Linked DNA regions of Homo sapiens: region 2 is linked to region 1. Evidence: read pairs that join two places in POLR2A ChIA-PET (ENCODE). Cell type or tissue: Panc1. All regions are shown on one strand.

The links. Peaks named below come from ENCODE experiments on the same cell type or tissue, not always from the same donor. Only the 100,000 strongest peaks of a DNase experiment are listed, where the experiment ranks them.
Region 2: POLR2A ChIA-PET joins it to region 1 with 19 read pairs; 4 of 35 experiments call an interaction of 5 or more read pairs at or near these places.

Annotation. Positions count from the first base shown.
Region 1 is chr14:50,439,985-50,443,984 of GRCh38, forward strand. MAP4K5 (mitogen-activated protein kinase kinase kinase kinase 5) reads right to left here. Exons shown (of 33, transcript NM_006575.6): 19 at 3,955-4,000; 20 at 3,745-3,786; 21 at 2,748-2,832; 22 at 378-457; 23 at 29-89. Among named protein-coding and RNA genes, the nearest start is that of CDKL1, 45 kb to the left of the region's middle. In Panc1, no CTCF peak of the experiment used is centred here; a DNase peak (open chromatin) is centred at 2,067.
Region 2 is chr14:50,385,037-50,389,036 of GRCh38, forward strand. The region is part of intron 2 of CDKL1 (cyclin dependent kinase like 1); the gene reads right to left. Among named protein-coding and RNA genes, the nearest start is that of CDKL1, 9.8 kb to the right of the region's middle. In Panc1, no CTCF peak of the experiment used is centred here; no DNase peak of the experiment used is centred here.

The DNA.
Region 1 (4,000 bases):
GGTTTATTTTTCATCATCACATACATACCTGATAATGACATTAAAGTATTATTGATAACATACAGCCAAGTACACTTCCGTGGAAATAACTAAGAAAAAGAAGATAATTAAGATTCTCTCATTGTCATTATTTTAATCTTTTAAATTCCAACATTCTGAAATCATATAAAAATAACTATTTTCTAACTTTCAGGTAATTATCAAACCCTTAAGAAAAAAAATCTTTCAACATGAACATGCAAAGAGTACAATTTTATCCCTTTAAATATTTAAATCATAAAAATTAAAATTGGGGCCTACACAGATTGATTTAAAATTAAGACACTTCTTTATTCAATTTGTTTAAATTAATTTCTTGAATTAAAATGCCTAATTACCTGTTCCATCGTTGCCTCATGTAGCTCATTGAGATTCAGTGTGTAAATACCATCTTCAGTTCCAAAAATAATGTACTGATCTAAAATAGTTGAGATAAATCACCAGAATTTACCATCATCTTCTGAAATCATTCACTAAAATAATGACTTTACATTGTAATGGCATCAAGAATTAGCCACCTATCCATCTAAAATAAAATTATTTTCTTAAATTTGTATCACCTTCTTTACCTCTTTCCCCAATTCCTTTCTTATTTTTTAAAAGCAGATATATTCTATGTTAGACTAACTCACTCTGACTTTATCTTACTATATAACCCTGCCTTTCAACATAATTTTTGTATTTTAAGATTTTTATAGTTACACATTTTTGCAAGACACCTCAAACACTCTTTTGACCAAGGAAACAAAAAGTTAATATAAATTATAAATCACGACACACTAGAAATAATGAGCACACCTAGTATCCAGATCTTGGTTTCTAAATATTACTTTCCACTAAAAAGAACCAGGGCTTCTTAGAGAAAGACTGCTTCCAATTCTGGGGCAATAAAAGTAGATGCTGAGCCTAGAAATCTTGCTGTGCCAGAAAGTAAAGAAGTGCTAAAAAATGATGAGGACATTTCAAACAAAAGAACACAGGCATTCCCACTGCTCAAAAATTCTGGGACAATTTAAGTGTGAAAATAAATAATAGAGATAGATCATATCGCATGGAATAAAATAAGAATTAATAAGTTTAAACTGATATAAATAAACGAATGAATAAGTGGGAAAGAAGATAAACTGTCAATGGCTATCAACAGATTGTCAATGGATGCTAAACTGAGTGAGTGAAATTCTGAATGGCAATAGTATAATTATAAACATAATCTCAGTGCATCTCCATATTAATTACCTATAAATCAGAAAGGAAAAAATAGTAACCTGAGAATGGAGAAGGCTAGTGAACACTGCTTTAACCAACAGATCGATATTAACATCACTAGTATTTGGACAAGCTGATACCATGTATCTCCTGATATGATGTACTGAGAAGATGCACAGTAACATTTCTGTGTTATTCCCATCAAAAATGCATAACCTGATTCAAGCATGAGGACTCATTATACAAACCCCAATTAAGGGACATTCTACAAAATAAGTGGCCTCAAAAAAGTTGACATCAGAAGTTGAGGAATTGTTTTACACTAAAAGAGACTAAATAATAAAAAATCAGCTGGGAGAGGTGATACACACCTGTGGTCACAGCTATTTGGGAGGCTGAGGCACGAGGATTGCCCAAGCCCAGGAGTTTGAGCTGCACTGAACTATGACTGCACTACTGAAGTCCAGCCTGGGCAACAGAACAAGACTCTGTCTCTAAAAAAAAATTATTTTATACACACACACACACACACACACACACACACACACACACACACACACACACACACATATATATACCCCCTCTGTCATACTTTTTAATAGTGGCATTTAAAGCCAATCATTATAACCTGTCTTTATTATTAAGTAGAAACACACATTTCCTGAAATCCTCTACTGCCTAATAGCTTCTGTTTGCTAATTGCTAGACACTGGGGTAGGCTTGTTCCTTCCTTGAAATAAAGTAAATATCGGGAGTGATTCATGTTTCAAACAATCACACTGAAAAGCAGAGGTGTTATGTTTGTTTTCAAAGTCACATGGTAATGACAGAGTGGGAATCCAAACCCAGATTTATTTGATTCCAAATTTTTGCCTCTGAAAATGTTTCCTCACTTCAGAAACATAGTCTACATTTTAAAAAAGTTATTTTAACATCATTTCAGATGTACAGAAAAGTTGTAATAGTACAAATAATTCCTAAATACCTGTAACACAAATTCCACAAATGTTGAACATTTACTACTTCTGCTTGATCCTTCTCTCTTCCTTATGTAAATGTTTGTTTTCTGAGCTGTTTAAGATAACTTATGAGCATGATGCCTCTTTACTTTGAAATATTTGTGTACATTAAGGAAAAAAAGTCATATAACCACAAGACATTAATACTTAAACAATAAACAAGGTTATCTATAATTCTTACTAATTGAGATTATAAATTGTCCCAATAACGTCCTTTTACGGTAAAAGAAAATTCTAAATTAAGGATGCAATCAGTTGTGATTTCTCTTTAGTCCTTTAATCAAGAATAGCTCCTATACACTCCTAAATTTTAACGCCTTTAAACCAAAACCCTATTGACCTATTTAGGTTGTTGCAGGTTCCTATACCATTAGGTCTCTAAAGTCGTATTTTTAAAATAAACAACTTCAAGTCACTGATCATAAAGATCTTTCCCATAATAAATATTTTATTGGAGATGTATATAAAATTCAAACATTTTACCTTTTGTATCAGGATGTATCCAGGATGTTGCACAATTAATTTTCAAAGGACAGCCATCAAAAACTTTTGAAAAGCATGCTCCCATCTTATTTATAAAGAAAGAAATGTTAACTTATTTGATTAGAAAATTTTATATATTCTTGGAAAATAACTAACATCATTGAAATACCAAATTAACTCTTATTTGCGTATGCTTGTTGTTTCATTCCAAAACAAAATTCATATTTTCACATCATTAAACCCCTACTACCAAGACAGTCTCATATTCTTTCCTTTTGTAATCCACTATTTTATGGCACAAATATCAAATTTACCAAAAGATCTACATACATCAATAACATAGTCTAGGAATTTTAAGTTACTACTATTTTTTAGGACTGACAATTATTAATGTGAAACAATGGATAATTTTATTCAGTAACATTATAGTGATTACAATTGCAGTATAACTCTTTAATAGTCATAAGAGACAAAAAGGTTGATATTTATATTATACATTAGACTTTCACTGAATAAAAAAGGACAATGTATAAAGCATCCCATTCATACGATTGGTTCCCATCCCATTCATGGGATCATGGGGTTCCCATTCACAGATAAGTTCCACTGACTGGCCAGGAAAATGCATTAATATAAGCTTCCCTGGTTCCTTTTAATTGTATATAGTCCAATGTGAAAATCACTTTAGAGGTAGAAAGATATTTAATCCACATCAAGAAGAGGACACAGTACTATTAATATCATCGCATTAAAATTAAATAGGCCTTTGTAGGCTAATCTGATGACTCAACTGCCAGTATTTACAAAAAGTGAAACACTGTCAATTCCAATTCACACACTCAAATTAGAATACATGATGAGATATCCAAATGCATTCAATATCTTTGTATTTTATGATATCTTAACTTTCAAAGGCTCAAGTATATTGATAGCCAATATATTGCTGCTTCTAAAGAGAGAAAAAACGGCAAATAGTTCACATAAAAATATTCCTTACCAGAACTTTTGGGGTGGGTGGAAGGCCATTGATGGCTGGTTTCTATGGGAAAAATAAAATTTACTAGTGTAAGACCTCCTAAGTCTTAAAAAGAAACTTGAGACATTTAGAACTTCTGTTACTTGAATTACTGAATTAAACAGACTATGCCCCTTGCATGATAAATATAGTATTATTTACAACTAATTGCTAAATGCCTGTTATACCTACAGGGAAGTCTCGTTTGTCCTTTTTTCGTGGTAACTGTGGTGCTTGT
Region 2 (4,000 bases), 55 kb before region 1:
CTTAAGCCTGGGTGACAGAGCAAGACTCTGTCTCAAAAAAAAAAAAAAAAAAAAAAAAAAAAAAAAAAAAAAGAACCATTGGGTGAAAGTTGTTGGGGAACAAGGTCGCCACAGTTTCAAAATATCACCCCACAGATTATTAATTATAAAGGAGAAAATCATTTTTACAATTGAGAAATATGGCAGACCCATCTTAACTAAGGAATTAAAACTGATAGTACCAATTAGGGGACAAAAATGACATCATACACTTACTGATGGGAGCTAGTGTGAAGAACACAGCTTCACCCATGCAGTGTTCTTACTGAAAACATTTAACCTGTATCAAATCATTTGGAAACAGCCAGTTAGTCTAAGTCGAGGCACATTCCACAAAACAGATGGCCTGGACTTTTCAAAAATGTCAGTTTCATGAAAGATGAAATAAGAGAATAAAGAAGGTGGAAAACTCTTTCAGATTAAAGGAGACTAAAGAGTCATGGCAATGGGCCAGGCGTGGTGGCTCACACCTGTAATCCCAGCACTTTGGGAGGCCAAGGCGGGTGGATCACAAGGTCAGGAGTTAAAGACCAGCCCGGCCAAGATGGTGAAACCCCATCTCTACTAAAAATACAAACATTAGCCAGGCGCGGTGGCAGGTGCCTGTAATCCCAGCTACTCGGGAGGCTGAAGCACGAGAATCGCTTGAGCCCAAGGGGTGGAGGTTGCAGTGAGTTGAGATTGCGCCACTGCACTCCAACCTAGGCAACAGAGCAAGACTCCGTCCCAAAAAAAAAAAAAAAAAAAAGTCATGGCAATGTACAGTCACTGAATAGATCCTGGATTTAAAAATAACTATACACATTTATATATATAGTTATTTCATTATATATATAGTTCTATAACCATTATTAGAACAATATGAGAAATTTGAACATAGACTATATATTAGATAATAGTATTGAGTCAATGATAAATTTATTGAGTATGGAAATCATAATGTGATTATACAGAAGAACATCTTTGTTTCAGGAGATTATGCTAAATATTTAGGTAGATGGCTCAGCCAAAAAAGTATGTGTGAGAGAGGGGGAAAGAAAGAGAGAGAGAGAGGCAGAAACAGGGATAAAGGAAGTACAGGCACAATGGCTCATACATGTAATCCCAGGGCTTTGGCAGGCTGAGGTGGGAGGATTGCTTGAGGCTGGGAGTTTGAGACCAGCCCGGGCAACATAGTAAAATCCTATCTCTACAAAAAATAAATAAATTAGTCAGGCACTATGGCTCACACGCCTGTAATACCAGCAACTCAGGAGGCTGAGGCAGAAGGATCACTTGAGCCCAGGATTTCAAGAATACAGTGAGCCATGACTGTGCCACTGCACTGCAGCCTGGGCAACAGAGTGAGACTCTGTCGCTAAAAAGAATGAAAAAAAGACAGAAAGGAAATGCAGCAAAATTCTAACAGTTGATGAACTAATCTAGCGAAGGGTATGCAGGTATTCATTGCAGTATTCTCTCCACTTCTGTATATTTTGATTTTTTTCTCAGAATAAAAGGTTGTAGGAAAAATCCCAGGACACTTTACATAAAATTCTGATTTCTGGCTTTTTAAAAAAGACTCTGGCTGGACATGTTGGGGGTCATGCCTGTAAACCCAGTACCTTGGGAGACCGAGGCAGGAGGATTGCTTGAGCACAGGAGTTTGAGACCAGCCTGGGCAACATGGAGAAACCCCATCTCTACAAAGAATACAAAGAATTGGCTGGGCGCAGTGGCTCATGTCTGTAATCCCAGCACTTTGGGAGGCCGAGGTCAGGAGTTTGAGACCAGCCTGGCCATCTCTACTAAAAACACAAAAACCAGCCAGGTGTGGTGGCATGCACCTATAATCCCAGCTGCTCAAGAGACTGAGGCAGGAGAATCACTTGAATCTGGGAGGTGGAGGTTGCAGTAAGCCAAGATCGCGCCACTGTATTCCAGCCTGGAAGACAGAGCGAGACTCCGTCTCAAAAAGAAAAAAAAAAAAAGAATACAAAGAATTAGCCTAGTGTGGTGATGCATGCCTGTAGTCCCAGCTATTCAGGAGGCTGAGGTGGGAGGATCACCTGAGCCCTGGAGATTGAGGCTGCGGTGAGCCATCATTGCCCCACTGCACTCCAGCCTGGGCAACAGACTGAGACCCTGTCTTAAAAAAAAAAAAAAAATGGGGGTGGGGGTGGTGGGCCTGATGCGGTGACTCATGCCTGTAATCCCAGCACTTTGGGAGGCCGAGGCAGGTGGATCACCTGAAGTCAGGAGTTCACAACCAGCCTGTCCAACATGGTGAAACCCCGTCTCTACTAAAAATACAAGAAATTAGTTAGGCATGGTAGTGGGCACCTGTAATCCCAGCTACTCAGGAGGCTGAGGCAGGAGAATCGCTTGAGCCTGGGAGGCAGAGGTTGCAGTGAGCCCAGATCATATCATTACACTCCAGCCTGGGTGACAAGACCAAGACTCCATCTCAAAAAAAAAAAAGACTGAAAACCCAGCACCTTAGGCTTGCAGTCTGTGGCACTGAGCAGTAGCTGTCCACTTTAGATCAGACATGAGGACCCCAGTTTGCCCCAGTCTCCACCTCTCCATCTTGCCCTATATTCAGACTGCTTCCCTCATTTATGTTAACAGTGTGATTCCACAGACATTTGGGTTTGTTAATCCATAATCCATAACAGAAAATGCTGAACTCAGCTAAAACAATTAATAGACATATGTTATTAATTCACCTCAACAAGCCAATTAAACAATTTGAAGAGAGGGAGCCTAGAATGACCCCTATTAGCAAAAGCAGGATGAAATTCTTAAAGATGTCACAGGATTTTCCACTGAGGTGTTTGTTTGTTTGTTTTGTTTTTTTGAGACAGAGTCTTGCCCTGTCGCCCAGGCTGGAGCACAATGGCTCTATCTCGACTCACCGCCACCTCCACCTCCCGGGTTCAAGCGATTCTCCTGCCTCAGCCTCCCAAGTAGCTGTGGTTACAGGTGCCCGCCACCACACCTGGCTAATTTTTTGTATCTTTAGTAGAGACGGGGATGTTGGCCAGGCTGGTCTCAAACTCCTGACCTCGTGATCCACCTGCCTCAGCCTTCCAAAGTGCTGGGATCACAGGCATGAGCCACTGCAGCTGGCTGAGGTTTTTACTGAGTGAGGAAACACTCCTTCAACTAATATTTGAAGAGCAGAAGCCCTTCCAACTATGAAAGTTCTAATTAGATTCTAATGCTAGGGAGCATTTACATGGTACTCTTAGCATTTAGTGGATGTGGCACTGCACAGAGCACATTCAGTTAAGCACTTAATAAATGCTTTGGATAACAGGCAACCTTGACAGTCCTACTTCTTAAAGCATGTGCCTGTCACCATGATGGTAATGTGCCCAGCAGGACTTCTGGTCTGCTCTTTGAAGACAGTGAGCCTCTTGGGGGACTGTGTGAAGAGCTTTTGCCTCCAGCGCCTCCGTTGGCCGTTGGCCACAGCACTATGTTAAAATCCCACCTTCTGCCCTTCTGTCTGTGCTTTCCTCTTCTATGTTTACTCCCTTTGACCCTCTACTTTCCTGCTCTTGCATCCTTGAGGCTGCTTGACCGCTGTTAGATGTTTGGCCCAAGAGCCCTCTGCCCTCCTCAGCAAAAAATCAGCAAAGCAATGCCAAACAGGGACATAAATCATAGCGATAAGGCACGCCAGGCTCCAGGAAGCACCAGAGCTTGCCCAAGGTCACTCCACAGCTTCAAGCATGATCAGAAACTGAAGTTCCATAGCTGGGTGTGGTGGCTCATGCCTGTAATCCCTGTACTTAGGGAGGCCGAGGGAGGCGGATCATGAGATCAGGAGTTTGAGACCAGCCCGGACAACACAGTGAAACCCTGTCTCTACTGAAAATACAAAAATTAGCTGGGTGTGGTGGCACGCCCCTGTAGTCCTATCTACTGGGGGAGGCTAAGGCAGGATAATCGCTTGAACCCAGGAGGCAGAGGT